Regions from separate parts of the Mus musculus genome. Here region 2 is linked to region 1. Evidence: chromatin loops called from intact Hi-C (ENCODE). Cell type or tissue: left cerebral cortex. All regions are shown on one strand. Links, peaks and the distances in the headings refer to the core of each region. The heading gives the core; the rest is flanking DNA. Region 1 has its middle 85 kb from the start of Gm11418. Region 2 holds the start of Gm11419 (a long non-coding RNA gene).

Region 1 (15,337 bases), core at 2,964-10,963:
ATTAAACCTCTCAGTCTGATCTAGTGGTCCCACACCATGCTACACATTCAAGTCACATGCAGAATTTAATCTTAGCAGTTGGGAGGCAGAGGCAAATGGATCTCTGTGAGATAGAGGACAGCCTGGCCTACATAGAAAGTTCCAGGTTAGTCAGGGCCACATAGTTGGACCCTGCCACTAAACAACAATTACAACAACAACAACACTCAAAGCAAAATGAAAAAAAAAACAACCAAAATTGAAAATGCTCTTTAAAATGAGAGTGCCAAGAAGAGACCCACTCAGAGAGGGACAGGCATCAGGAGGTATCAGTAGTTCTCAAAAGTTACAAGTGACTCTAGGATGCAGTCAGTTCCGAGAACACTGCTCCAGAGACCACACTGGCTTACAGTGTGTGTAAAGCCTGCCTCCCTTCTCCTCAAAGATGACTCCAGAGCTTATCTGTTTCTTACAACACTGTCCATGAGACCATTTGAGTAGGTGTCATGACCCCGTGGGACAGACAGGGGAGCTAAGCCACAGAGGAATGGGCTAAAGTATCAAAGTTCAACTGTTGGGAGCAGCTGAGTCCTGGGGTCTTCTTGTGCACAGAAAGAGGCCTTGCCATGCTGGTGTAGGGAAAGCAAGGGGGACTGACTGACTGGGAAGTTCATGTAAAAATATAAGTAAGGGTGCACTGAAGGAGTGATATGCAGCCTTTAAAAACCACATATTGGAAGGCCAGTTTCTCAAACTTCACACATACACATGCCTGCACATCAGAATAGCAATTAAGTTGGTTAAAAAAAATCAACAATTCTCCTGCCCAGTCTCGAGATAGCCAGGAACATTCCCATGGAGGGAAGAGTGTGAAACACCAGCCTAAATGAAGGGGAACAGATTCATGTAACAATATTTTCACAGGCTAAGCCTCAAGGTTCAGCAGTTCATGTAATGAGATTATTCCAACCTGGAGGCCAATTGGAAAAGCAATTATAGAACATTAAGGCCCCATTGCTTAACTCCATGGCCCTGCTCACCTCATTCCTCCCCCAGTATCCATTACTCTGGACATCTTCTGTTTGAACACTGGGCCAGTAAGAAGCTGGTGCCTTGGCTCACAAGGACTGTAGATATTTCTAGGAAAGAAAGTCAGATAGAAGCTCACCCTTTGCTCAATGATCATTCAAACAAACAACTTCCCAGAGATAGATAGATAGATAGATAGATAGATAGATAGACAAATGTCTTTATGGTCCAGGTGTGACAGTCTCATTGAATACCCATCAGTTAATAGTAGTGTGCGCCTACTAGAACTAGTCCAGGAGCACTAAAAAATTGATGCTTCTGTTGTTCCCTCCCCTTATGTACTTTGCAGATATCACTAAGAGATTTCAGCACATATTCCTGCAGACTCTGTCCCAGGTCCTGGGATTCTCAATGATGCAGGGGGATTTGATTTTATACATACATCATAACATAAGGTCTGGACTGCTATGACTTGCTAGGGAAGTTTCCACTAAGCTGAGAATGGGAAAGGTGGAGGAACTTGTCCGAGACTATCGGCTAGGAAGGGGTACAGCTGGAATCAAACTTCAAGTCCAAAATCCTCGTATTAGCACTCCCTGTGTTCATGTTCTCTCTGACCTGCATTCTCCTGTACATGAGAATGGCTCCTAGCTCTGCTTATTCCTCATCCATCCACACCCATTTTCAGGTATTCACTACTTGGGAAAATCTGCATAGCTACCATCCTCCACTCTATGACAATTAGATATCCATATTTCCCCTTTTCTGTATTCCTGCCTCAGCCTGGACAAAAATCTCCATTATCACACAAAAACCTTCACTGCAAGGTCAAGTTTCTTACACAGCAGACAATATCATGAACGATTTACTGGATATGTTTTTTTTTTCTCCAAATATGTAGTGGCACTCTCGCCTCGACTGTCCCCTCTAGGTGATCATTGGGATGAGGGCAACCTGTTCAGCTGCTCTTGAGGTTATGTCAGTCACGACAGCAGTGCCACACAGGAGCAAATAAGGCCTTTTAAACTGCATCAGACTCTAGAGATCAGCAAGACAGCAGCTCTGCGGGAAAGGGCTCTTGGACTGTCAAGATCGGCACATGTCCAAGTCTAAGTGGGCCAAGAGGCTCTTTCAAGGCCATCTTTTCTACTGCCTATCAAGGAGCTGTGGGAGGAAGAGAACAGAATAATAAGGTGCTGGTGAACATTCTGGAGAGGCCAGAGGGGGTTTGGAGGGAACGTGTGCTCACTTCCAGGCTGGGCAGAGTTGCCTGACACAGAGAGCAGGATGCACTAACCTGTCCACATTTCTTCAGCACATGCTGGCAGCAGGAAGGTAACCCTGATGGATTCTGTGCAGAGAAGAGGACCTGAGTTGTACCGTCAAGATTTTAGGGTCCCATGGAGGCTTAGGAGAACTTCAGAAATAATTCCTATGTTTTCAAGAAGGTACTAGGATTAACTGAGAGAGCTTTGGGAGAGAGCACCACACTATGGTCTGATTAGATAAATATATTGGATCAGGTTTAGGTCAGAGTCCCTCTTCTTAGGATCCTTATTTGGGTCTTCTCAAAGTCACTGTGCCCTTCCTTCAAATGACATCTGGTTGAGTACGTCTTCTTGTCAGGACTTTTGGGACTTCCCAGTACTGGTCTTTGTTTGTTTGTTTGTTTGTTTTTTGTTTTTCGAGACAAGGTTTCTCTGTATAGCCCTGCCTGTCCTGGAACTCACTTTGTAGACCAGGCTGGCCTCGAACTCAGAAATCTGCTTGCCTCTGCCTCCTGAGTGCTGGGATTAAAGGCGTGCACCACCACGCCCGGCTCCCCAGTACTGAGCAGAGAGGGGCTCTGGCCTCCAGGTCTCAGAAAGGAAGGATGATGAACTGCTAATATTATTTCTAGCTGATACCCAAAGCAGTGGCATACATAGTGGGCAAACCCTGAGGATCTACCAGCTTAGTGTGTGGCAGAGTACTTTCCACAATGTTCCCACCATGGGAAACCTTTATAATATACTGACTGTTGGATGGTCATTGAAATGCATGAGGACATTGGTAGAGAAGAGGAGAAAGAGGGACACAGAGAACCAAAAGGCAGACAGCAAAGAGCTCAGGCTGGAGTGCTATCAGAAATGGGCTAGAAGAAATGTACCTTCTCAAAAGCTGACTCAGTTGAAAACGGGGGTTTAGCACTGATATCCATGATCCAAAAGAGAAAACAAAACAAAACAAAAAACAGTTTCCAGATTCAGCTTTTGATAAAAAAAAAAAACAAAATAAAACAAACATACAAAAACAAACCCCACAGCACCAAAGTATCATCACGAAGGCCATGTTTTAGGCACGCTGAAGTGAGATCCTCTTTACTACTGCTGAACTGAGGAGTGAGAAAGAAGTCCTATAGCTTTGGCTACATCACTCCTGCTTTTAAGAGGTGGTATTATCAGAGCAGCGGATAGTCTACCACCACACTGTGCTGAGAACCTCCTAGCTTTCTAAGTCTGGATGACTGGTAGGGCAGAGGAGAGAGGTGGGTGAGGTCTTCATGGGGACCCATTCTTGGTTTGCATTCTGCCGACTCTAACATTATTTTCAAGCAGCTATAGGTTTTTTTTTTCTCCAAATATGTAGTGGCACTCTCGCCTCGACTGTCCCCTCTAGGTGATCATTGGGATGAGGGCAACCTGTTCAGCTGCTCTTGAGGTTATGTCAGTCACGACAGCAGTGCCACACAGGAGCAAATAAGGCCTTTTAAACTGCATCAGACTCTAGAGATCAGCAAGACAGCAGCTCTGCGGGAAAGGGCTCTTGGACTGTCAAGATCGGCACATGTCCAAGTCTAAGTGGGCCAAGAGGCTCTTTCAAGGCCATCTTTTCTACTGCCTGTCAAGGAGCTGTGGGAGGAAGAGAACAGAATAATAAGGTGCTGGTGAACATTCTGGAGAGGCCAGAGGGGGTTTGGAGGGAACGTGTACCAGAGGGTACATTCAAAGGGGAATGTGGTCAGAAAGCATTGGGAATTGAGTGGAAAAATGAGAAATCCCAAATGTTGAATGCAAAATCCTCTCTGATCCGAGGGTAGAAGAGCAGAGGGATGGGGCTTCATCGCCATAATTTCTTCCTGAGAGACTGCTTCTCTGAAGATGCTGAGAGTTCAGCTGCAAGAATGAACCTCTCACTCCTACAAGCCTCTCACACATCAAGTCTCTGTAAGAAGCCAAGAGGAACTACTTCCTAAAGTGGCATTTTATAGATAATGGTGGTGGTGGTGGTGGTTGGTGGTAGTGATGGTGTGTGTATGTGTTCATAAAAAGAACTTCCCACTTTGCCTTCCAGTCCTCAGGGCTCTTAAGCAAATGTGAGCCAACAATCTATCACTCCAAGCAGCCTCTAATTTATTGATTGAATCCCCATAAATGCCAGCTAACAAGGTTGCCACAAAATAATGTCCCTATAAAAGACCTAGATGGCTTCTCCTGTGGGAATAAGGGTAGAGCTGCACTTTTTCATTGGGTATGCAAATGGAAGGTGGTGTCATTCTGAAAAATTCTACAACCTGCTGACTAAGCCAAAGTGGGTGGGAGGGAGTCTTTAGGATCGCAGATATAGGGACGAGGGTACAGCATGGTAATATTAATCACTCATGGGCTTCTATGAGAATTTTAAGGGAACTCACACAGATACACATAAACACATCAGACACATCTCTGTGCTAATGTCTTTGGTATGCTGATATGATCCTATAAATATCATGTTCATCTATGCCCCGGCATACATGTTGTCATTTCTTTAGTTTATTAACTGTTTGGGTTGACTTTCCCCTCTGCTCTTTTCAGCTCTATAGAGAGATCACGCAGAACAGCATTGCCCTTACAATGCTTCTTCATCTTACTTACAGAAGTGGAAACTGAGGCTTGCAAAGGAGCTATGTGTCTGGTCTACTAAATTATTCATTCTATAGACTTCACATTCAGTGCTTACAGAATGACAGGTCCAGGGCTAGGGTCATCTTCTATTGTGAAAAATAGAGATGGATAAGGCTACCAAAGTCCAAAGGATGCTATTGCACGGAGAAGAACGTATTTCAAGGGAAGCATTATCACACTGGGGAGAATGTTATTACATATGGCTGTGGGAACAGAGTGGAGAGGGCTCCCACACAGATGGAGGAAATGAGGGATGACTTTCAGAGCAGGTGATGGAGGAGTTACCTCCTGAGTTGGAGCTCCCCAAAGGACAGAGCTGAAGGTACGTGGGCAGATGGAGAGGGTTCTTTGATGCACTTCAATAGGCTGCTTTCCAAGGCACCTGCTCCTATTTCCAAATGTTCCAAAACATGGAAGTGTTTTTTTAAAAAGTAGAGGGGGAAAGGAGATGGATAATAAAAGTCAGAGATCACGGAGGGAGGGAAATGAGTGAAATCCACACTTTTTGTGCCCAACCTGTGGTGGTATGTTGTGTATCTGCTTAACCCCGTCAATATTCCAATCATTTCCATTGATAAAGAATTTTCTCCTACCACTTCTTTATAGTATTAAAGGGAATAGCCATTCATGTTCTCTATCCACGAGTTAGAGAGGGGCAGTTTCTCCCTTCAGACCACCCTTTTGCACCAGAGGCAAAACTCCCAATGGCCTACACTCATGCCAGGGCATTGAATGACATCCCTGGCAGAGTATATTAATGAAGCCTTTAACCAGTCTCTGAATTTGCTGAATCTTCATCTTCACTTGAAGCTAGACGAGGCTTGATTTTTAATTCACCTCACAGAGTCATAAAGCAAATCAGAAACATCAACTTCTGATAATCTTTCTGCAGGCTCTGCAAACCTGTGCCCTCGACATCAGCTGCTGAGCTGATGCTGGCCCAAGGGCAGCCTCCTTGCCACCCTCCCCTCCCCAGTGGAGGATGCTCCAACTAGGCTACAGAGCAGACTACACCAGAAGCTTTAAGAATAGTGATGCCCGCATCACCTCCCAGAGGAACTGATGTCACTGGGCTCTGGGCACAGAGTTTCTCAGAAACTGTCCGGCATTGTGGGCAGCTGGTCAGGGCACCCTTCCCCAAAGAGCATCCATCCCTAAAGTGCTCATGTGTCCTTTTGATGCTTGCCTGGTGTGATCTGCCTCTTTGTATTTCTAGGTTTTATTTGGGGTGGGTGGGGATCTCTGCAGCCTCAGGATCTCTGAGTCTCTCTCTCTCTCCTTGTTCATGTCTTGCTCTTCCCCCGCCTTCAGCTGTGCTGAATTCAGAGTGAGGAGGCAGCGCACAGCTTAGATGGGTGTGGCTGCCTACTTAGCAATGGCTTCCCTCTCAGGAAGAAGAATCATCAAAGGAATGCAAAGGCAATTTTGGAGACAGTAAATCCTTGGTTCAGATTTTAGCCTAGATCCTCACAGTCTCTAGAAACTCCGTGGGCCTCAGTCAGTTTCCAGTCTGTTGAGGGGGTTGGCATAGCTATTTATTTATGTCTGGGAAGCTCATCTAAAACCTAGTGACAATGCAGCACAAGCTGGTAAGCTCACTAGATGGATAAAAGCATATATACTATCAAGCCCGAGGACCTCAATTTGATCCCTAAGACCTGCTTGGCAAGAAGAGAAAAGCCACCCTTGAGAAGCATGCATGTGTTACAGGAGGCACAATCCCCATATACTCACACACATACATGTGTATAAATGAATAAATAAATGTAAAATCTTTTAACACGACACTACTTGTTGTTTATATTTTTAATTAAACTCTTCATTTTGCTTAAGAATCCAAAAGTTTGGCCTGACTCAGCAGGATTGTCCAATCTCTCCTCTGATCAATAGGGTACCCTGAAGGCTGTGGCACCATCAGAAACCTCCTTCAACTTCATGTCTGGTGTGTAGGCTGAACTCAGGGTTGGAACAACACATCTATATATTGACTTAAAACACTGAATGCGAGAAAAGGCTACATCTGTCTCACTCTAGCCTCTGAGGGTATGTAGACCCCTCCACTCCATTGTCTTCAAGGAAGTCACAAATGTCCTTTGGATTTAAGGGCTGAGAAAATAAGATTTTGAGAAGATCTGGTAGAGTTGGAATTATTGCAGCCACTTTGGAAGAATATAATCTTCCAACTGTGAATAGTAATATTCTACTATAAAATAGACTATTCTAATGATTAAAAATGCAACCTAGACTCTTCACCTAAACCAATTAGCTTATATTATTAACAAACTGTTTGCATTATCATATCACTGGCATCCCATAACAACTGTATAAAGCAGACATTATGGCTTCCTTTTACAGAACCAAATACTTGGTCTAGAAGACATCTTAGGCTATTTGTATAGTGAATTGCAAGCTGGGATTTTAAGTTCACTGTGGCTCTAAAGTACATGCAACCAGAATACTGTAGGAGTCATTTGGTAATTTCCAGGAGGTACACAATCACAACTAAGGTGAGGTTGGAGAGATCTTATAGGTCAAGTTTGAAGTGCTGCTAAATATGCTGCCCCTATACATAGGATGTCCCACAAGAAGGTGTGATCTAACCTATAGTCAGAAGAGCTAAGACAAGAAAGACAAGCTACCTCTAGATGGTGCTGTTACAATCACTACCAAGTAGACATTACTTGGTGCCATTCCCATCTCCTGCCCCTCCCTTCACCTGCCATTCCAGTTTTGTTGTTTTTGTTGTTGTTGTTTTGTTTTTCCTAGAAAGACCTCTGCAATGTATTTGCTCTAGTTTGGGATGAATCACAGTGCCTAGAACTGGGCATACTTTCCATGCCTTTTAGACTGCCTCATTACTGGGCATCTTCCAAGTAGGTTCAGCTTTCCTTAGGCAGAGCATCATGCTGATGGGGAGAGAATCTGTTAGGTCACATGTTACATGCTCTGCCTCTCAGTTTCAAGGAGGAAGGGAGCAAGGGGCTAGGTGCTAACCCCCATTCATATCTGCGATGATGCCCATACAATTTAGCCAGCAGTCAGGAGTATAAAAAGCACTTCAAGTTGACCTTTAGCTTAAAGGTCACCCTCTCCTCTTCTCTCAGCTGCTCATGGTCAAGCTGCCCAACGAACACAGCTCAGACCCATTAGAGCTCACAAGGATGCTGGGCGCCGCGTGAAGCCAGCCTCTGAGGGCTTGAGGAAAGTGTGACCATGGACGGGCAACCCATTTATGCTGAGACATAATTGCATTAATGGTCTTTACTGACGCTGCTGTTCTGGATATGACCAGTTTCTGGGGTGTCGAGCAGACAATCTACTTCCACTGGGGCCACGACCACATGTGCCAGCTAATTATACACCAGCTTGGCACAGGCTAGAGTCATCTTGGAGGAGGGAACCTCAAATTAGGAAATATGTCTACCAGACTGGCCTTTGAGTAAGTCTGTGGTGTCTTCTTTTGATTGATGATAGATGTGGGAGGGCTGACCCTGGGCTGGTGGTCCTGGGTCCTGTAAGAAAGTAACAGGAATCATCAACACCTGCAACACAGGATAGAAGCACAATGGACAGTGCCATCGTTGTTTCGTCTGGTGCTGAAGAAGCTGCAGATGGTCTGGAGAGAACCTGTCTGAGTCTCTAGGATCAGGGTTTGGAAAGCTAACAGTTACAGCTGAGAACTGCTGCCTCTCAATTCCCTTTGCCGCATACTCTCAAGGAACTCCAAATCTGTGTCCCACCTGAGCTGTGTCAGGTAAGAGGCAGTGAGAGAGACCTGAGCTGCCTAGTGTTAAAGCCACTTGTCACATGTGGTCCATGCAATTGCCCGATGTACATTAAATTCAAAAGCTGGTACTAGATTCACCTGTTGAATGATTTTTATTTGTGTGTGTGTGTGTGTGTGCGCCCACGTGCGTGCCGTGGAGGTGCACAGGAGTCCCCCAGAGGCCAGAAGGAGGTGTCAGATCCCTTAGCACTGGAGTTACAGGCAGTTGTGCACTGCCTAGCATGGGTGCTGAATATCAAACTCCAGTCCCTGCTCTTAACCACTGAGCTATTTCTCCAGCCCTTGTTGGATGATTTTTAGGATGTTTGTAAAGCTGCTGTTCCAGCTGTCACTTTTATGAAGTCTCCACGCACATCAGGTATTTCCCCTGGAAACCAAGTCGAGCCATGTAGAGAACCCAATTTTGAAGAGTGAGCACAGAAATGAATGCAAATGATTCCCATTAATAATTTCTCTTGAGTTGATTGCATTCATCATTAGCTGAAATTGATTACATGTTGACATATTTTGGATATGTTGGGCTAAATAAAATATGTTACTAAAAGCAATTTCACTCTTTCTTACTTCATTTAATGTGACTATTAGAAAATATAAAATACGTGACTGGCTTGCATCATAATTCTGTTGGCTAACTGGGATGTCTTTCACATAAGAAATTTGAAAGCTAGATCCCAGGCTGCCTCTAATATATAACAGTTCTGCCTACAGACCCACAGTGAGCTTTAGAGCAAACCCTTTGGATGAAGGAATTTGCTGAGGAAGTTCCCTTGTGTTTGTGTGTTTTGCCCCTTTAGGATTTAATAGGGAGAAACTGGGAGGATACTGGGTAGATATGGATGCTTTTAGACCCTAGTCAAATGCCATCTTAACCTCAATTCTGCAGCCATTTCTCAATCCTCTTGCACACAGCACTTTGTTTTCCCTTAACTGACTGCAAACTACTCTTTTTCTATCCCACCTCCCAGACATCTTGGCTAGTTGACTGTCTGCAGCGAGATGAGAGTTTTCAGTCTTGTTCAAAATACGTATCAAGCTGTAAGCAGAGCCTTCTCCTCCGTGTGCTTCCAGATGTGGGGAGATAATTTTAGGGCTTCCTCACAGCTTCTCTCAGTCTTTCCTAGAAGCAAGGCTCAGTCCATTTCTGAAGATTTTTGGCTTTCTGGGCTGGAGATGATAGGCAGATCTGGGAAGCCCTGAGTGTGCTCATCCCACAGAGAAGCCTGCGCAGTAAGGGCAGCAGAGACAACAGGTGTCTCTGCAAGTCAAACAAAGAACAGATGAGCTAGGCCCATTTCCCAAGGCGAATTTGCACAAGGCTCAGTGATATTTAACCAAATGTGGGAAGAGATTAGTACATCCTCTATCCATCCCCAAGTCAGGCTAGAAACATATCCATCAGCAAACTCATTTCCTCTTCAGGATTACCAGCCATGCTTACTCACAATGACTGATAAACAACAGCTCTGGCTGGCTTCATGTGTGTGCATCCTCTCTGGGAGAAAGTCCCTGAGAGGCTGCTAAGTCAATCGACATCAAGGTTTTCTCAGCGGGCAGCCTAATACCTGGGTTGGTTGTAGATACTCGGGTACTAGTTTTCTACCTGTCCAGGAAGGTGGAGAAACATAAAAGAAACATAGAATAGAGAATTAAATAAAACTAGGCTAGAATTCTGAACAGACCATTTACTAGCCACCTATCAGACCTGGCTGCAAGTTCTCTCTGAGCCTCAGTTTTATCATTTATATTAGATATGATCATATCTACCACCTGCATTTGTTTGTGAGAACACAGAACCAAGCATATAGCTAATGATCCATGAATGGCTATTCAGTTCTCCAAGCTATGATGATAATACCCACAACACCTGTCAATTGTCTTTGGAGCTCTGGGGAAATTTGAAACCACTAATTCTTCACATTCTTCATTTTTTATGTTATTGCAGTAAGGTAACTGAGGAAAATCCTCCCAGACTTTTCGACTTTTTAAAAAATTTCTAATATTCATGAACATGAAGGTAACTGCCCTCCCAGCTTCAGTGTCACATGGTGGGTCTGAGAGAGAAATGATGGGAATAAGCCCAGGTCCTGAACTAGCCAACAGTTACAGTCACTCTTGCTCTTCACCCCCATTTATTTTAACTTGTAGTGGAAAGGGACAGACACAAAAGAGGTGATGCTCTTTCCAGAGACAATTAAGCTTGGGGCATGGGGAATGGGTGGATGCTATTTCTTCCTAGGTTTACATAAGCTTTGGGAAACTCTCTACCCTTGCCTTGGATCATGGCAGGGAAGATGCTGCTTTCCTTCAGTTTCAGAGATGTTTCTGTTGCAAGCATCATGGTTGAAAATAGAATCTTTGATCATAAATGTAATCTTTTTAGCCATGAAATAGTTAGAATGCAATTTTCTTGAAAGAATTGAGCATAATTCTGATGCTTGCTTGAATGAAGATGTAGATGGATAGATAGATAGATAGATAGATAGATAGAAAGATAGATAGATAGATAGATAGACAGATGTATAGATAGATAGATAGATAGACAGATGTATAGGTAGATAGATAGATGTATAGGTAGATAAATAGGTTGTAGATAGATCGATAGACAGGTAGATAGATAGATAGTAGATAGATAGATAGATAGATAGATAGATAGATAGATAGATAGATCCCAGTTCAATTCTGAACTCTACCAGTGATTTATCAGCAACCTGAAGAAATACTGTCAGGTTTCCTGGAGACACAGATTAGAATTTACATTATTGACCCTTTATATTCTGCTGTCTAGCAGAAGAACTTCATTTCGTCCTGCTTTTTGTGAGATAATTGAGATTAGCAACTATATGTCCTTTATTTTGACATCTGTGTGTGTGTGTGTGTGTGTGTGTGAAGAGTCAGTAGCAGTTACAAGGAAGCGTCATAGAGTCAGATTCAAATGTCAGTTCCCATATTTAGTTGCCATTTGAATTTGAGCAAATCATGCAATGTCTTTAGTCCAGCATTGGTAACTGATAATACTAATGACATCTACCTGAGGGAATTGGGGAGAACAGTGATGAGGATTATGATCATGATGCTGATGACACTTATATGTCTGTCTGCCCGCCTATTGAACAGCACATTCTCTAATACATAAGTCCTTAGTTAACACTTGCTACTGCTGTTATATGATTCTGGAACTCGGCTAAATTTTCCACATACTTGATCTTCCTGCATCCATTGTCTCCTTCCTTATAAAGTGTGACAATAAATAATATACAGTTTGAGGAGCCTTGCTTTTGTGTCTTTAGGCAGCAAGTAGGGAAATCAGTACGAGAGGAGCCTGAAACAATAGGCTGAACTTGGCTATTGGAAGTGGCACTGGAAGGGAGTGTACCCTTTGTGGACTAGATGAAGGAGATGGCCACCAAGGGTCCCTCAGATCAGCAGAGATGCACACTTATCACATTCTCCTAAAGGAAAGTCTGACTAAAGCATCTTTACCCCTGGATGAGAAAGGCCCCTTTTGTTCCCACAGAGCTGCAAGACACACTCTCTACCATTAGAGTAGGGGACACTGCGCACCTCTCAAGACCCTCCATTTGCTCTGACTGACTGTTCACAGTCACCCTCTCTCTATCCCCTCCTTCTCCATCAGTTTTATAATTTCATAGTAGAGGTTTTTTTGGGGGGAGTTTCATAAACGTTGAAAGATTGCAAAAGAATAAAGGCTAACATGTCTTCTGAGTCTGCTGAGCCAAAAAGAGAGCCACAGAAGAACACTACCCTTTCATCCCAGAAGGCAGCTATATCGAAATGCACCAGTGAATACCCATCCATTGGAGATGCGCTCTAGTCCTTTAAATAAAAGACTTCTAAGGTAAATTTCTGTTGTTCCCTCCACTTTGGTAATAGATATGTCTAATTAAATACTTGAAAATCCATTTAATTTTTAATTCAGGAAGTCACTCATGATTGAAGCAATTTAAACAACTCAAGGAAAACCTCAACTCTCAACAAAACGCCATTAAGTACACGGATACTTTAATGGTACATTAAGTAATGCTGAATTATAATGGGTCTCTGCAGAGGTGTCCAGTCCATATGGTAATTCCCTTTGGGGGAACCTAAGCTTTTAGCTTTAAATGATAAGTTCAGTTGATTAGATGGGCGAAATGCAGTTAGTAAGGTTACCATTCACTTTTCCCTGCAGAGAGAGAACATTTGTCTTGGACATCCTGGAGACACGGTGGTCCAAAAGAGAGTGCAAAAGTATAGCCTCTTTTCAGTCCCCCCCCCTGCCCCCAAGCCTAGCTATGACCACTTCCATGGTATGTGATAAACGAGACAGAAAGCGCTCTCTTTCTTTGGATGTTCAGTCGGTTTCTATAATCAGAATTCTACTGACTCCAACTCCCAGCCTCCAACTATGGTTAGGAGCCAATAGCCTGACCTTTGAGTTTATTAGCTCTGATTTCCCTTGGTGAAGATGGACTCATGGCGCTGGAAGAATGCTAGTAACATAAGGGTTCACATAAGCCATTTTCTTCATTTTACTAGTATGAAAAAGGCACATATATCCCCACCCCAGGATGCAGAGCTAGCTAGGAGGAAAGAAAGAATGCAGTGTGAGTCACTGTCCTGGCATTCATTCATTCTTTCTACTATGCATCATTACTTCAATGCTTCAAAATGCCGCAGAGAGTGTAAATTGGACTAGATGATTTTGATGGTATAACACTGGGATGGGAGGTATCCAGGATGCAAAAGAAAAGAAACCACTGAAATCAAAAGTGCCCTTAAAGATTTCTGTGAACTTAATGCAGAACAAACACACTTGAGGCAATTAGTAGAACATAAGACAGTATCTAATTAGGTACTAAATTATGTGGAATACAACAAAGCTAGCTTCACATGTTGTAGAGAGCCCCAAAGTTATGAAGGGGCGGACTCATAAAGTGGCTTTGAATCTTGTCAGCATAAGGATGATTGAAGAGCAGGAGGGGGTGGGGATGGGGGTGTCTCTTCTTTGGGTTAGAAATTGCTTGGAGAAACAGCTTTGAGAAAATCACCGAAGAGTCTCAAATATTACTGTTTGGGGTTGGTTTTGTCTAAAAGGAAGTTATGCAGAGAGGCTAACATGTATCCTTTCATAAAGAACACAGCACAAGGAGACAATGAGTACATGTATTGTTAGGATTCACTTTAGCCCCACAGGACTAGGTCCTGTTTTTTCCCAAGTGTCCTTATCTATTAAGGAAGGACCACAAGATGGCAATTATTGAAGGCTTCTCTTTATAAAATTATATTAAATATTTATCTGTTCCTTTTTTTCTCATATAAAAAAGCCACAGACTTTTTATATGCCCTCAATCTTTTAAGGCACACCTAGAGACTATGGTGACTCCCATGACCTCATTGGTGCCATGATATGAAAAGGATTTCTGAAAACACTTTAGGGCTCACTGGTAGGTACTGTAATATAAGCAAAATATGTAAGGGTGGAGTGAGGTTATTGCATAAATGAATAATCATGACTAGATAGTATAGGTCGCCTTGCATCCTCAATGCTTCCTTCTCTCCTGATGGAAATGTTGGGATGACCTAGAAGGGAACATGGAGATGATGCCATAAGATGCCATAAAGCTGGGGAAAGATGGAGACACTAGAGTGCCTTGTTCACATCCTCTTGGTGAAGTGTATACCCCTATTGTTCCATTTGTGATGGTTCATAGCCTACTCTCTAAGCGGAGGCCACAGAAGGTAGACAACAAAGTTTTGGAAGACAGACAGCATGAACAAGCTTAGTTATCTTTCCATAAATTAGAGCTGCAAGGGGCTTGGAAGTAAATTACTAGCTTCAAAGAACCAATGTCATGGACAGACAGACCTAGGGTAGGAACTGTCTGAGAACTGGGAATACAGAAACATAGAAGGTATGTAGGACATGCATATTCCCTCTTACACTGTGAGGGCCCGGTTGTGTGGATTATTTATGAAAACAGCCTCCATGGATGGTTTGATTCTGTCTGTGACCTCACACATAAGTATCATAGAGAAGGGTCTTCCTTGAGGCAGAGACCCACGTGGTCATGATGGAATTCAGGATGAGGGGACTTGATTAACTTCCAGCCACAAAGGTAGTGGCCATGCAGTCTGTTGGTGCAAGGAAGGGCAGCAGGTTAAAAGTGTCTGAAGCCATGCCTCTAGCCCTACTCATCCGACATTAAATCTACACGAAAATTGTTATTTTCGAAGATATCATGTGGTATTCAGTATTCAACCTAAAGCAGAAACCTGTCCTCTAGGACCCCTGAGGGACGGTCACACCACTTGACTATATTCAGCAAGAGACCTTAGCACATTAGTATTCATAGACAAGTCTATGAGTTGCTTATTTGTTTGCTTGTTAAGTCCCATCTCACTTTCTTAAAAGATCTTGCTTAAATTAATCTGGAATCTGCCCTCCAATTTTATCTTGGCTCAGAGCCGTTGCAGGATAGTGACTAACCCTTGGATGCAAGCCTTCTCTCCATTGGCTGTTGTAGTGTTGGGTGCAAGGCAGGGCACTGGGTTAAAAGTTTTACTCAGAATCTTCCCACTGGGCCTTTTCAAATGTGTGCCCCCATGATTTTATGAACAC
Region 2 (15,337 bases), core at 3,943-11,942, 300 kb after region 1:
TTTACATTACTGTTATGTTAGATCGTTTTGACATACAGTCCAGACTTTATAGGTGGCAGGGAATCAGGACTTATACCTGTGAGCTCAGGACTACAGCGTAGACAGTCGTATAAGGAGTACCACAATTGGGCCTCACTAAGGATCGGGGTGGGTCTCATTCAGGCATGCAAGAATAGATTTCCAGTATATCATAACAAACACAGAAGAAACAGTGGGACCAAGATAAGTTGTACCATGTACACTGATGCATGATACCAGCCCAGTAAAGCACAAGTCTATAAAAATTATGCAGCTGAAAGGAGATACCCTCAAAATACCAAAATATTACATGTGGTTATATAATAAGGTTATTAGGGTGCAATTTCCATTCCTTCCCCTGCCCCTTCTTTCCCATCTTTCTCTAGTGACTATGGATTGATTTTATAACCAGGAAGTATAAGGGCTTCCCCAGATTGAACAAAATCCCAGGTACACATGCCAGAGAGGCTGAAAGATGTGCATTCTGCCCCATATTAGCCAGTCACCTTACATCCATAGCTTTAAACCTACTTAACACAGACTCTGAGGACATATTTTGAGAGCTATATGCAAAGAAGTTCTAGGTCTTCAGAATATGTAGATGAATGAAAATATTGGCAGGAGGCTGTTGTCACATGTAGCCAAGGCTGGCCTCAAACACAATGCATAGTTGAGGATGACCTGGAACTCCCAATTATCCAGCCTCCTTTTAAATGTGTATTAGTGTTTTGCCTGAATGTATGTCTGTGCACCACCACATGCGTGTCTGGTACTCACAGGGCCAGCGGAAGGCATCAGGCTCCCAGAACTAGAGTTACAGATGGTTAGGACCATCATATAGGTACTGGGAATAGAGCCTGGGTCCTTTGGAAGATCAGCCAGTGCTCTTAACCACGGAACCATCTCTCCAGCCCTATGTTTGGAATTGTTTAAAGATATTAAACTTAGTGACACATAGTAAGACAATGGAGACCAGACACTGGGATGGGAGAAGGGGAAGACTAAAGATATGCTAATCAAAGGACAAAAAATTTCAGGAGATGTAAAGTGCAAGAGACTTATTGACACTGTGATACAATTAATAACAATATACCATATACTTGAAAATCAAAACGATTATAGATTTTGTGTGTTCTCAATATACATACACATACCTACACAAGAGATAAGCATGTGTGGTAAAGCATGTACTTAATACAACCATTTTACGTTTAAGTAATATACATATATATATACATATATATACATATATATGTGTGTGTGTGTGTGTGTGTGTGTGTGTGTGTGTGTGTGTGTGTGTGTGTATGTGTATGTATATAAAATATCATGTTTCACATCATAGGTTCAACATTTTCCTTATCAACTCGAAAACACTTTTAAAACTATCAGTGGTTTAAAATGTAAGAGCTGAGTCCATTTATCCCCAAGATCCTTTTTAGCAGCAATGTTCCATGCTTCTAAGAAGGAAAAGCATCATGTCAGGTCTACACAGAGGGAAGGTAAAGTATGTGATGCTTTGAAGACAGAAGACAAAGAGGAGAATTTAGATGGTGATATTGTGGAAGGAGACGGCTTCAGTTAACACAAAACTGGACTTTAAAGGTAAAGTAGCATTGAAAGACACAACGAGCTAGGGCACAAAAGAGAGAGAGAAAGGCCCATGAGCTAGGACAATGAGTAAATTAAGGGATAGACAGTAACCACTCACCCAGTGAGGCTCTGCTTGGTATTGGCAGGGTTGGGGAGACCTAACCTCTACTTGACATAATATTTGCAAAAGCTGTTTTGAGACTAGGCCTGGACTAGCTGGAATAGAGCTAGGTTGTGACAGCACAGGCCTAGTCTACTTGGATTATTGCTGCACCATAGGTCCTGCTTGATAGACAAGCACAAATATGGCACAGTGAGAAAAGCTATACCTGTGGTGCAGAGATTACCTGACCCATGTTAGAGGCCATAGCATGGTGTGTGTGCTTCCTGGAGGTGAATTGGAAAGTGTGAGAGACAACATGGAAGTCAAACCAGAGAATAAGAGACATTAGGGTACCCAGCAAAAGGAGAAGCCCTGAAAACATCGAGAACAGAGAACATAGCAGATGCCTGTACTCTGAAGTTGCTGTCACGGGCTGGAAGTTTAGGAAGAGTGGAGTCCAAAGAACCAGACTACAGATCAAGTTTATTTAGCAGTCCTTCTCAGAGCAAGCTACTCCCCCAGCTGAGCCTTGGGTGTTACTGGTCCCACTTCAGAGATGAGAAAACTGGAGCTAAGCAAACTAACACTAGTTCCCACCACACACACACACCCCACAGAGTTGGAATCCCAGTTCAGATGGTTTCTCAAATTCCACGTCTTCCAGATACATACTCCCATGTAGTGAGATATGATTAGACCCATGTGTCCTTGTCAAAAAACAAAACAAAACAAAACAAAGACACAACCTTTGTCGGCCTCAACCTCCACCATCTCTGTAATGTTATATGCTGTAGGGTAGTAAGATCCATTCAGTGAGAAAAGAAAACTGGGCCTTTCCTGAGAAAAATCTCACATTTAAAGAATAAATACTCACAATGATGGACAAGCTACACGGAAGGGTCGTTCCAGTTCCTGGACCTGAACACAGATGAACCCCAGTGTGATCAGGCAAAGGAGCAACATAAGGCCCTGTCACATGTTGATGACAAATGACAGGAATTCACCTGGCAGCAGTAGTCAGCTCCTGACAGGACCTCTACTCGAAGCGGCTCCCTCTCTAGACGATGAGTTTCACTTAGTGCTCCAGGCAGAGAAAGCAGTGCTCCCCTGCCATCTCCCTGCCCATGTCCTTGCAGCCTCCCTCATCAATCTGATCCCTGCAAACAGTGGAAGCAGGCAGAGCCCCTTACACATGCGCTCAGCATCTCATCTCATAGCCATGTGGCTGGCAAAGACATAAAAGGCTTCCTCACATAGTATCATGAATGCTCTTTCCTCCAACAACACCGCTGGTGAGGTCAATGTTAGATGAGCGAATGCCCATGTAGAAAGCATGCAAGAAGACAAAAAATAAAAAATAAAAAAAATAAAAAAACAAGGATGGCAAGGACTTCAAACCCATGCCTACCATGTTGGCCTTGGATTCGGGCCACAGAGTCACAACCTCTATCACCTCCTACCTCATCCCCTTTCTACTCTGGGTCACTAGGGTCAGCTTCTGTGAGTTAGAAGGCCCAGAATCAAATCTTTCTTCTGGTTCACCAGGGAGGAAACTCAAACCTCTCTGAAGCCAGACTGTTCCTGGGCAAAGGCTCAGAATGTATCTGCATAGGCAGGGAGCACGCCTGCTTACTCTGCACTCAGCATTCCACACCTGGCTTCCTGGGGACTTTGAGTCTCCGTGAACAGCCTTCGCTCACTCTGCTAGAATCACAGCTCATTCACTAATTAAAGGGTATTACACACTTCATTGCACAGCAGCTAAGAACTTGGAATAAGGAAGCTTGTGCTACAGCATTCACCCCGGAGATGATGTTCTGGGCTTTATAGGAAAACTGGATCCAGAAAAAGAGCTGTCCACCTGTGACATCCCCTCCCCCACACTTAAATTCTCTAATAAGTCAGTCATGGTTGCTTTGAGAAAGAAGGTAGGCACTGTGTCAAAACCCACAGCAGGGCTTGAAAGAAAGCCCACTAGAGAGGAATGGCTATTCCAGAGAGTGAAGGAAGGAAGAGGCTGGGAAACTGGCTTCTCCAACAGTGGCTCTAATAGTCTCACTGAGGATGTGAGAGCCCAAGTAAAGCTTGTCTATACCCAAGGCCCAAAGGACACAAAGGTACATCAGAGGTTCACTCCTTAGAGTGGGGTCTTGGACATGTCTCCTATCATATTATCCCCAGCAGAGGGTCAGCATGGGTGCCCACTGTCACCCGTTGTTGAGGATTATATTCTTAGCACCTACAGTGGGTGTCATCCTGACATCCTGAGCAGACAGAAGAGAACACCAAGGGCCAACATCTCTTCAATGCTTGGAGATGTTACACACAGAGGGGTCAGTCCAAGGGTGGGCATTCAAACAGATGAGTCTAAGACTTGCTAAGATTAACAGATAGTGTGTGCCACTAATTAAAGAATAGACCTTATCCGCAGGCAAATTCAGTGTTTCAGAGGATCAGAAGTCCCAGTTAGGATTTAAAACTGGACTTTTGGCTGCTTGGAATACTAGCAATTCAAATGATGAACCAAATATAAACAAGCAGCCTGAAATCAACAAGGCTCTACTTCTAAAGAGAACTGGGGTATGAGCAGAACTACCAGTCAGTCATGCCATCATGAGGAGTGTGAGGATGCTTAAAGACTCAGCCCAGGGTCTGCTGCCCAGTCTAACATCTCTGAGACACCCTGCATCTGCCATCTGTGGGTTTCATGTGTGTGCAGGCAGATAGAGGAAGAGCTGAGTGCACTCTTAAGCTACACAGTACAGCAATGACTCTGAGCGTTGCCAGGCACTAGAAAGCAAGGGCTGGAACACAGCAATGGTTTCGGGCTCCAAGAACGAGGCATTTTCTCTATTCTCCCCCCAAGGCCCCTCAGACATCATTTGTGCATGACGTATTTTAGGACCCTGTTTGTTCCTTTAAGAAGGGCTGGTAGCTTCCTTCTCCGGCTCAGACTGGCTTCATCTTTAGCAAACGCTGCCATAGGTTTGGCGATGCTCTTCCTTGGAATGTTTAAAAGGGATAATAATACAAAACGGCTCCCCCAGGAAACAGCTCTAGCACACAGGCTGTGAGAGGCAATGCCCCTGGCACTCTGGGCTCTTTCAGAATGAGATACAGCCAACAGCAAGTGCAAAGACTGAAGGCAGAGACTGGCTGGAGCATAAAGAGAACCTCAGAGTGAGAGGCAGGTGGCCCTGAGAGGGGGTGGGGAGGGCTGCACTATGGGAAAGGGGGGGATGTCTTAATGAGGCAGAACCCCCAGACAAGTGCTGACAACACAGTCCAGTTCTCTCGATGACTGCTGCACCTGCCATCCCCAAGTTGTCACTGTATTTAGGCTCAAGGCTCTGAGTCCCTGACACTCTCCTCCCCACTGCCCCAGGAAGCTATGGGGAAAGCAGACACAGTGCACTGCAGAAGGGTCCCACAGTTCCTGATACCCCAGACTTGCCTGGCAGTGTGGAAGAGCTGGCAGTTGCTGTCTGACCTGTTACACCAAGTTATGCCTAGCAGTTCACTAATTGGGATAAGAACCCTAGCGGCAACAGATCTGCTCCCGTCCTTCCCTCTCAGCCCCCTCTGGCAAACTCATCCTGAACATGAGCCACATCCCCTCCTCTTTACTCAACTCTACACTCCCCCCGCCCCAGGCTTTCCAATCCCACAGCTGCTCACCCCCCTCCTCCCTCCCTCCTCCCGCACCCACGTTGTGAGGCAATTGTACACAGAGAAAACGAGCCTTCGAGTTTCAAGCTAGAGCGCTCAGACAAGCCAGCCTCCGGGACCACCTCATCACATCTGTCTTCTCTCTGTCCGTCCTAGAAAGGAGCCTCTACCTGACTGGCCTCCCTACGGTAGTACCATGGACAGTTCCGTGGCTTCACCCTGCCTGCAGGAGGACCAGATGGAGCCTCCGGAGGCTCTTTTCCTCTCCACACAATTCAGGCAAGCAAAGGAAGGAAAGAACCTTCCACACCTCTGCAGCATCACCTGCTCAGTGAGCTCCCATGGACACGGGAGTCATTCAGACTGTCTGGGGCCCCACACCCCCTCCTGTGACAGCTTTAGCTCCAGCCCAGCCCACACGATGCAGACAGAGCCTGGTGCCACTTCCGAGCACAGATAAAGGGGAGAGAGAGAAGAAATGGAGAGGGAGACGAGAGAGAGAGAGAGAGAGAGAGAGAAAAAGAGAGAAGAGAGGCTGCCATCTCACCAATGACAAGATGTTTCTGTCACACGGTTCGGACATCAAGCATCCTGGACAATGGATAACCCAGGCCTCTTCCCTCTGACTGGGGGAAAGCCCAACTCAGCACACCTGGGGGAGTGACCCCCAACAGCGAGCCCCTGTAGCTCTCCAATCTGAAAGGACCACAGTACTCCATCTGACAGGTAACCTATTCTACAAATAGGTCCAACAACTCGAACCAGCTACCCTCTTGGCCTTCAGCTGGGTCTCCGCCCTCTCTCCTGCATAGCCGAGATCCCAAGACAAACAGAAGGCCACCAGCACACCACTTCTACTGAAGAGTGAACACAAGAGCAAACTGAAAGCCAAGTACTCACTGTGGTGAAGTCTTGATGCCCACACTCCTGCCCCTTGAACTTGCAGTAGAGCATCATATCCTTCAGGTCATGGCCTACCCGGTGCAGGAACTCCAGCATGCTGAACTGCTTCGGTTTGTAGTGTTTGAAGTTGGCCTTCTGTCGGAGGGCCTCCAGCACGGTGGGGTCCGCCAGATGCGGGTCAGGAATCTGCAAGTTGACATCCAACAGGGCCAGCAACTCCCCAGCGTGGTACAAGTCGTTGGTGGTAAGCCTGGAGAACCGGAAGCCATTGAGGTTGCAGAGGGTCACAGCTGGGAAGACCAGGCTCTGGGCCACCACTTCATCCACCTTGGTAACATGCTGATATGAGAAATAGTAGGATACTCTCTCCGAGCTCTCCACCAGCAGCAGGCCCAGAGATCCCACGAAGGCCACTGCCCAAAGCACACGCCGGATGGTCAGCGGCCCATACACGAAGATGTGGCGGATGCCATGGAGAGTAGAGGTGTTGGCGAAGATCTGGATGCTGGAAGGTTGCAGGCTGCCCTCGCTGGGGCTCTCCTTGAGGTCCATCGGGACCCTGTGCAGTTCTGCAACTGGCTTCAGGTTGATCAGATCTCAGGGAAGAGTTCCCAGTGCTCTGAATTCTGCTTAAACCTTGGCATTCAAGGCAGAGATCGCCAGGCAAGCATCAGGCCAGACACTGGGAGTTTATCCTGAGAGCCTGGCCACACGCTGACAGGGGTGAGTGTTTATATAAAACCCATTCAAACTCTAGCTCCTGATTTTTTCCAGGCGATAAGGAGGGCTGGTTTTATTTAGGGAGACACCAAGGTGATGTGGAAGGGATGTGGGTGGGAAGGGAGCGCTTAGCCAATGGAAATAAAGTCCTCCCCCCTACACACGCCACTAGAGACAAGATTAAAAGCGAGAGCGAGGGAGAAAATGCTTAAAACAAGTCGCTGAGCAGCTCGGATCCTGTTAACCAGCGCATAATGCCCCGTGTTAAGCATGGGGGGATGTCAGCTCAGCCACGCTGATGCAGTGCGGTGGGGCGCCGCGGCGCAGCATCCTAGCAGCCAACACGCTTAGCTTCTTCCCGGGATGTATGGGACCCTGGCCGCTGCTTCTCGCTGCCCGCCTCCATCCTCCCTTTCTCTTCTTTTCCGGCCTCCCTTTAGGGACAGAATTCCAATTGCGGGCTGCGGCTGCTGTTGCCGAGGGAGAGGACGCTGCGCTCCGCCTCCGAGAGAAGCAAGGATGCGGGGGTTTCTGTGGGCTCCTTGCTTCCAGCCTCCGGAGAAAGAGGAAGACCGTTGGGCTCAAAACGAGCCCTTCTCCCTGGCCTGCCTCTGGCAAGGCTGTTAGAAGGAGGAGAGGCTTGTGCAGGGGAGCAGGACCGATAGGGGTTGGGGACATGGAGAAAGTTTTTAGCCTTTTTTAAAAAATCTGCTGGGGGTCTTCTACTCCACGTAATGAGCTACTCCCAGAGGAAGGAGAACTTAACCCCCTATCCCCATGGATGGCAGGAAAGTGGATACTTAACTGCATGTGGCCAGTGAGATGCTGGCAAGGGGTTTTGCACCAATGTGGGCTCCAGGGTCACATCCATGAGGGGTCTCTATGGGAGAGATGATGAAAACGAAGGGAGCAATTTTAAAACCACGGGTCTCCCTCTGCAGGCTAGAGGGGGACACTTCAGAGTAGAGAGAAGCCCTTCTAGAGATAGAAAAATCAGTGTGCCCATAGGAACCCGAGAGAGAGAGAGAGAGAGAGAGAGAGAGAGAGAGAGAGAGAGAGAGAGAGAGCGCAACAAGTATCCCACCCCCACCCCCATATGTCTGCCAGGACTTTTTGTGTTTAACAAAGGAAGACAGCTGGGTGCCCTGTAGGACTGGTTTAATTCCATTCCTTTCAAGGTGTGTGTGTGTGTGTGTGTGTGTGTGTGTGTGTGTGTGTGTGTGTTCTGTCCCAGGATTTGCCAGATGGAATCACAGCTGGAGCTGTAGGTAGGAGAGAGAATGGGCTCTCTCTGTGTCTTCCACCTCCCTCTTCCTGAAAATCCCTTGTAAGTCAGGTCCCTGCTGGCTGATAGGTGTGGCTTGCTTGCCTGCCCCTTGCCAAGGATCAAGTGGCTGGCATCAGGGATAAATTCTCATCATAGTGAAAGGAATTAAAAGTTAGAGTAGCCAACTTGAGCCACTTGGCCAAGCTGGGACAGAGCCACATGGAGGCAAGTGTCTTGGAGAGCGAAGCTGGCATCTTCAGGGGATGCCAGGCTTAAAAAGGTGGAGAAAAGGGTGGCTTGGATCATCCTCTTCTAGGTTGATGGCCATTCTGCAATGATGTTATGACCCATCCAGCCTCCTGCTAAGCCAGATCCACTGAGACAGTTCCCAGAAAGCAGTCCGAGGTGACATGCGTGTGGAGCATGACCTCAGTAGTTTATCAGTCAGGAATGTTAAGACATGACAGAAGGCAAATGACCAAGACTGGATGGGAGGAGCTTTGTGCCTTTGCTAACCCAGAGTCCTGGTCTCAACAGGGCATAGGCTTGTAAACCAGGAGGACCAAAACCAAGTCGCCTCGAGAAGTGAATACTCTTGGTTTTATTGCCATCCAACAGATGAGAAAACTCAGGCCTGCCACAATGAACTGCTGTGTCCTAATCACAGGACCAGTGAAGTGAGAGCTGAGACGTCATCCTGGGTATGTCCACCTCTGAAGCAGGGTTTTAAAAGCAGGCCCAAATTTCCCCATCCCAAATTTAGGAAAGTGTTTCTACCCCCCTGCCCCTGCGCTATGTCTCCATATGTCACACAGAGACCACTTCCTCACATGTATAGATGCCCTGCCTTCTTTCTCTTGGTCAGACGACAACCCTTGTTGCTCTTACAATCTAGGCTTCTCATACGGAAGACTCCCTGATTCTTTTCACCAACCTTTGGCTCATCAGTCTAATTAATAAGCATTAAACTCCCCTTTAACTCTGCTACAGATACTACGTTGGCTTGGGGGAAACAAGGAGAATAAAATTCACATCCCACCATTGATCAACCTCATAGCTCAGGGAAGCGAAGGCTGTGCAGATGCACAGCTCTGTGCAACAGCTCTGATCTCATCAAATCTCATCTGTGTCCAGCTGGATACAATGGCTATAATTCCTGCCACATTCTGCCCCCTCCCCACCAACCATTACCTGTGCTAGGCTCTGTCACCTCCCCTCTTCTTCTCCTGGAGTCAGTTTCTCTCTGTTCAGACACATTTTTTCATGTGTGCAGACCCTACAGTAGATCTCATCACCCCACCCCAATATGTGCCCATTCATGCCTCTTTCACCCCATATCAGATTGGCAGTCACAAGCACGACGGGGCACATGGTGTATACTCATGCAGACCTGGGAGTTTGTGTCCCCCATCTGTTCTGCCTCCTTCTGCTCTGTGACCTTGGAGGAAGTGCCTAATGGGCTCTGAACTTTCATATCCCCTCTTCCACAGTAGTGGAGTTTTGGAATGGCAAAGGAATGAGATAAAGCTATGATGCGTTTATACAAGCTAGACACTTAGCAGTCAGCCACTCTCAGTCAATGCTGGGAGAAGGTGCTTTGTCGATGTTTGCTATTCTCTTTCAGGTGACTGGGGAACCATTTAAAGCTCACCAGGGTCTTATTTGCCTCAGGTACTGCATACCTGGAAGCCAAAGTCAAACATAATGCTGCCTTCTCTTCTGCTTCCTTTGCATGGCCCAAAGATGATCTCAGGGTCTCCTTAACTCTTGCAAACAGGGTAGGCACTATAGGATGGGTGGAAGACCAGAGGATAAAGGTACTTATTGTGGCTTTCATTGCAAGTCATTGGACTCTGTGCTGGGCTTTCTTGTGGATTTGTCATATGTCAAGAGCACCACTGAACCCATTTCACAGAAGAAACTGAGAAGGGCTACTTGTCCTGTGGTCTAATCGCTGAAAGCTGAAACAGGGAAGTCTGAGCTAGAGGAGACAGCCCACAGACCTGCACCAGATGCCAATGTATGCCACTGAAGCACTAGCACAGAACTGGAGGACCAGAGATGGACAGTGGTTTTACAGAGATGCCACCATACCATTCTCTGTACAGTGCTAGTTACTCCAAAAGATGGCTAATAAAAGTGTTCCTGCACGGCTCTTGTTAAGGGCCCTCTTTGGCTGGTAAGAATCTCTTGTAATTAACACTGTGGTTTGTGCACAAACGTTAGATATTGTCTTATTCTTTAAAATGCTTTTGTAGAGCTCAGTTGTTAAACATTTGCAGCATCAATCAAATCCCCATTACCTTTTCTTAGCTCTGGGGCATGTGCAGGGTCTTTCTAGGCAGACAGGCATCAGGTTTAGAGTAGGTCTACTTGGCCCAGTTTTTTAGGTGCTGCCCTAATTGTGTATAATTATGGTCTTTTTTGTGCACTTCGCAGCTAAACATTAAAAAAAGCTTTTCAGATAAATTCATGTGAAAATTGGGCAATTTAACCCCCTGTTAGCCCATAATCCTAGAGTTTTGCTCTGGAAAATCTGTTTATTTGCTTAAGAACAAATGAATGGATGTTTTTAATGAATCTCTCTCTGTTGCTGCTCTGAGGTACCAGGAGGGGGCGCTCTCTTCCCCAGGGCCTGCCCTAAATGTGACTCCCTTGGAGGCTTCTGGGCAGAGTGCAATTTTCTCTTGCTCCTGAAGACAGTGGCAGGCAGAGTTAGACAGGGTGGGCCCTGTAATCAGCTCCTAAGCTAATTTGCTACTTAACGTGTATTGGATACTGGCAGTGGCTGCCATCACCCATAATTAGAAAAAAAAATGTGTTCTTTTCTAACACGCAGATGGAATTATTAGTTCAAACTCCCATGTCTTTCTTGTGCAACTTTTCCTCCTGGTTCCTCATGGCAGTAAGAAAGGTTAACCCGAGCATAGCCCTGCAGCAGACTGGTTTATAAACAAACTCTTACAGCAACGAGTTTTATTTCTTCTCTTCTGTGAACTTTTAGCAAATAATTCTCTATGAAGGGCATACCAGGGAGAGATGTGAAGCAAAGCCACGCATTTAATGAGTCCTTTCTTTTATGTATTTATTTGTTTTATGCATATGGATGTTTTGCCTGTATATATGTGTACATGTGCAACATGTGTGTGCCTGGTGTCTTTGGAAGCAAGAAGAGGGTGTCAGATCCCCTAGGCCTGGAGTTCCAGACAGCTGTGAACCTCCATGTGGGTACTGAGAATCAAATCTGGGTCCTCTGGAAGAGCATCCATTGCTCTGAACGGATGAGCCATCTCTGGCTCCAAGAGAGTAGTTTCTTAAAACCATACTTACTGTTGCTTGCTCTCCAGGTGAAAACTAAAGAAACCTTTTCGAAAGAGTAGACCCATGGGACTTGGTTGCCAATTGGCCTGGCACTGGGATAGGTTTAATTTGCTGTGTTGCCTTAAGGAAACCATAGAACATCTCTGTGTTGTTTTCTTCATTTGTGCTAACTCATTCCTCGGACTTCCTGTTGTTGGTGGTGCTGCTGCTGCTACTATTGCTGCTGCTACAATTTGACACTGGCCTTGACCAAATCATAAATACCCAGCTAATGGGATAAAAATGAGCTGGAACCTGAAATTCTTGTCATTAACCCCATGTTACTATCTGCTGGAGTATGGATGAGGGTAGGGCCAGGGCACTGGGGGGATCACCTGTCACTTGTCAGACACAATCTTCCCCTCCCAATCGACTTTTCAGTTTCAGGGTCTGTAGAGCTGAGGCCCTGTGGGGCTGGCTGCCTTTGTAGGTGGTGAAGGGCAGCTTAAGACATCACGCAAGACCAACTGTGTGGGCCTGATAGAGGCTCTTGCTGTTTACCAGCCCTGCCAAACTGCTCTGTGCCATTTCCTGCCGCATTTCCCTCTGCCTAGAAAGACCCTGACAGCCGGTTCCCCTCTGCCCCCTCCCCAGCTGCTTGGCTGGTTGGGGGCTGTGTATTGAAACAGGTTGTAGGAATTCATGAAATCAATAGACACGTGATGAATTGGCTCCACTCTGCTGTCGAGGCTACGGAAGTGGGGACTCGTCCATTCTTATGGACCTGGGGCCTGTCCTGGGGAGGTAAAGGCTCTTCCAACCATGACTCTATCCCTTACTGCTCCCAGAGACTCAGCTGCTGTCACTGAACTGGAAAACGCCTGATGTCAGGCCTTGCACACCGGTTATTTCCAACTTCCTAATCTGTGCACGTGAGTGTAGCTGAGAGCTGGGGCTACTGAGGAATTGAAACCACCGCCTGTCTGCCCCCTCGGAGAGCAATTTTGCCTTCCCTGCATGTGTGAATGGACATCCAAGGCTTCCCTGCAAGCCCCTTTCCACTTTCCTGCCCCTGCCACCCTAACCACAGGATGGTGATAGCAAAAATAAACTGTGTAAACAGGAGGTGGGTACTCAGTAAGTAGCAGCTACTGTGAAAACAGCTATGTAGCTCACAACTTCAAACTGTGCCTTGCCCTTCAGGCACTTTTTTAATAAGCAAAAATCCGTTTCAAATGCACCCTTGCCTTGTAGTATGGAATTAGTACTTTTAACTCTGATTTTGTTTACTTTAACAAGACACATCTCCCTGTAACTGGACTCTCCTGGGTGGGCTGCCTTCCTCTCCACTACTCTCAAAGGAGGCTTTGGGACCATGTCTGACCACAGCTACTTTGATCCCGAAAGCCTTTAATCTAGAGCACCTGCTTAAAGGTATCCTCGCTCATATAAATAAAGCAAGCTCCAGCAGTAGGGAGGTACCCACATCAGGAGGCCCTGGTTTCTGATGTGATTTCAGGCTCCTTCACGGGGGAAGTAAGTCTATGCCACCCTTTGCTGTCCCCTCTCTGGCTTGTGTCTCAAAGCTTCCTTTCTTCATACTCATTGTACAGACCTTTTCCTAGTCTGTCTCTGCCTTTCTGTCCCCTGGGAAGAAAGTAGAAGAAAGAAACCATGACTATTTGTTTTCTCTCGGTCAGTTGATCCCTAGAGCCAATTGTCTCACGCACAAGGGGGAGTGGGGGGGGGAGCACAGACAGGTCTGAAGTCAACCATCCACAGCAGGTTTTCAACAAAAACTTTATTAGTACCACCTTGGCCATAGGTGAGCCAGCATTGTGTGTAGCGGAGAGGAGGTGTGGAGTCAGCTTCCACTGCTCTGAGTGGAGCTGCCTCTCCCCCTTGTGTTCTGCATGTGGGGTTGCAGCGGCTACTGAGCATCCTCTTTGCAGCCATAACTCTGCAGCACCTCCTGCACCCGTGTGTGTCCCACCCTGCCTGCCATCTTTATTCAGCACTCTGTACCCTGAAAAGCCCACAGGCATGCCCAAATCAGAAAGCACGGAGCCCCTGCACTTACTTGCATCCTGTATCTTCTGTGTAAGTAGTTGTGTTATTCGTGTCAAGTTGATTCATGTATTCTCTAGTTCTTTCAAACTGCCGAGTGAAAACAGCATAACGAAATGGGGATTTAAGAAAGCAGAGGTCAGGACTGCGAGGGAAAAAGGAGAAATACATCTCTGTTCAGCTTTATTTTTTTTTTCTGTAAGTCAACATGACTCCCGTTTTAAATTCATAATGTGGTAATGTAAAGATGCTACATGGGGAAGTAGCCCTATGGACCATCTAGAGAGCAATAGGGCTCCAAGAAATAAAGACAAAGCAAAGCGAAACAAGAGCCAAAAACATGATCTCAATTTTCATGAGGATCTTTCACCTGTTGGATGAGGTACTGGCTAACATCTCTTTTCTGTTCACACTTGATGACATACTCAAACAGACATTATCGCATCTGACTTCCATAGCAGAAGGAACTGTAGGCTCAGAGAGCTGAAGGGCCCTAAGCTCCAATTAACTCACTCCATTCCAGATTCCAGGTTGTTTGCACTCTGCTACTGTTGTTTCCTACTGCCCTCTCCCAACCCAAATTGGCTCCACAGAGCTTTGATTGAGAATGCTTGTGGACACAGCTCTAGGGGGAAGCCCATAAGAGATCAACAGGAAGCACTGGGGAGGGAGGGGGGAGATTGGAGATGGGAGATGAAGGTCTTAACCAGTTTGATGATCAGGCCTAAGATGACAATGTTCTTTCTATGACATCCCTGGGTCTGTCACAATAATAGGAGTCCCAGTTAAAGATCAGAAGAAACCACCCCACCCTTTCTTTGTGCGGATAGATGCACATGGGTGTGTCCTTGCTTTCCTGTCTGATGAAGTGATTGAGTTATTAAGGATCTACAGCTTATTAATTTGGGTCTGACTCCTTTGCTAGAGCAGTGTGGAAAGAGACCAGTGAGTGAAGGCATCCTCTCATTATTCAATACACTGTGGACACAGGGCTGTGCTTTTCGGAAGCCATGACATTGGGATGTGCTATTTCATTCTCTGCAGGTCAAATCCCATGGAAGGACAGAAACCTCTGTGCATCGGGAGATGTGTATCCTGGAGTCATGCACACACCTGCCCCCTTTTTTCCTTTTACCAGCAAGCAGACCAGGCTTAAAGGGGCAAGGTAATGAGACCACAGTCCCAACACTTGTGTAAGTGTGAACTTCAGATATGAGTCTAGGATGGCTAAGTCAGGCTGTTTCCCCATGCCTTTGGAGGCGTAGGGTGTATCTGTAAAGGTACAGGGCCTGGGTGGGAGGGACAGAAATCAGTAGGTTTACATCCAGGACCCAACACACACTGGTCATGTTACCTGAAGCATGCTACTTAACTTGCCTTGCTTTGCTCATCTGTAAGGTGGGGACAGTCAGCTCCAATGTCAAAGGATAGGTAGGTATAGGTAGCTAAGGTGGGAAGCCCACTAAGTAGCTAATAAAAGTTCTGTCCATGGTAGATGCCATTAGCCCAGCCACCATTATGGTTACTACTATTATGAAAGGAAGGTTTGGATGAGCTCCACCCTGTGCAACTTTGTTGGTTCCTCACCATACCTCCATGCAAACTGGGGAAGGCACAGCCATGAATCCAATACAAACACGAGACCACAGGGCAGTGGAGTTTAAATGTTCATAAATCAAGGTACATCTGGGTTCCAGGGG

What was found. Peaks named below come from ENCODE experiments on the same cell type or tissue, not always from the same donor. Only the 100,000 strongest peaks of a DNase experiment are listed, where the experiment ranks them.
Region 2: a loop joins it to region 1, with 5 times the contacts of the local background. A loop is called at or near these places in 2 of 42 quality-filtered maps.

The regions. Positions count from the first base shown.
Region 1 is chr11:81,664,338-81,679,674 of GRCm38, forward strand. It overlaps a transcript of Asic2 not described here. Among named protein-coding and RNA genes, the nearest start is that of Gm11418, 85 kb to the left of the region's middle. In left cerebral cortex, for the core only: a CTCF peak has its summit at 7,565 (motif pointing right); DNase peaks (open chromatin) are centred at 5,235 and 6,313; H3K27ac peaks cover 339 bases.
Region 2 is chr11:81,961,350-81,976,686 of GRCm38, forward strand. It overlaps Gm11419 (a long non-coding RNA gene), which reads left to right and starts at 6,876. Exons shown (of 6, transcript XR_003949730.1): 1 at 6,876-7,006; 2 at 7,444-14,830. It also overlaps a transcript of Asic2 not described here. In left cerebral cortex, for the core only: CTCF peaks have their summits at 7,921 (motif pointing left) and 10,887 (motif pointing right); DNase peaks (open chromatin) are centred at 4,522, 4,857, 5,475, 5,718 and 3 more places; H3K4me3 peaks cover 3,958 bases; H3K27ac peaks cover 3,625 bases.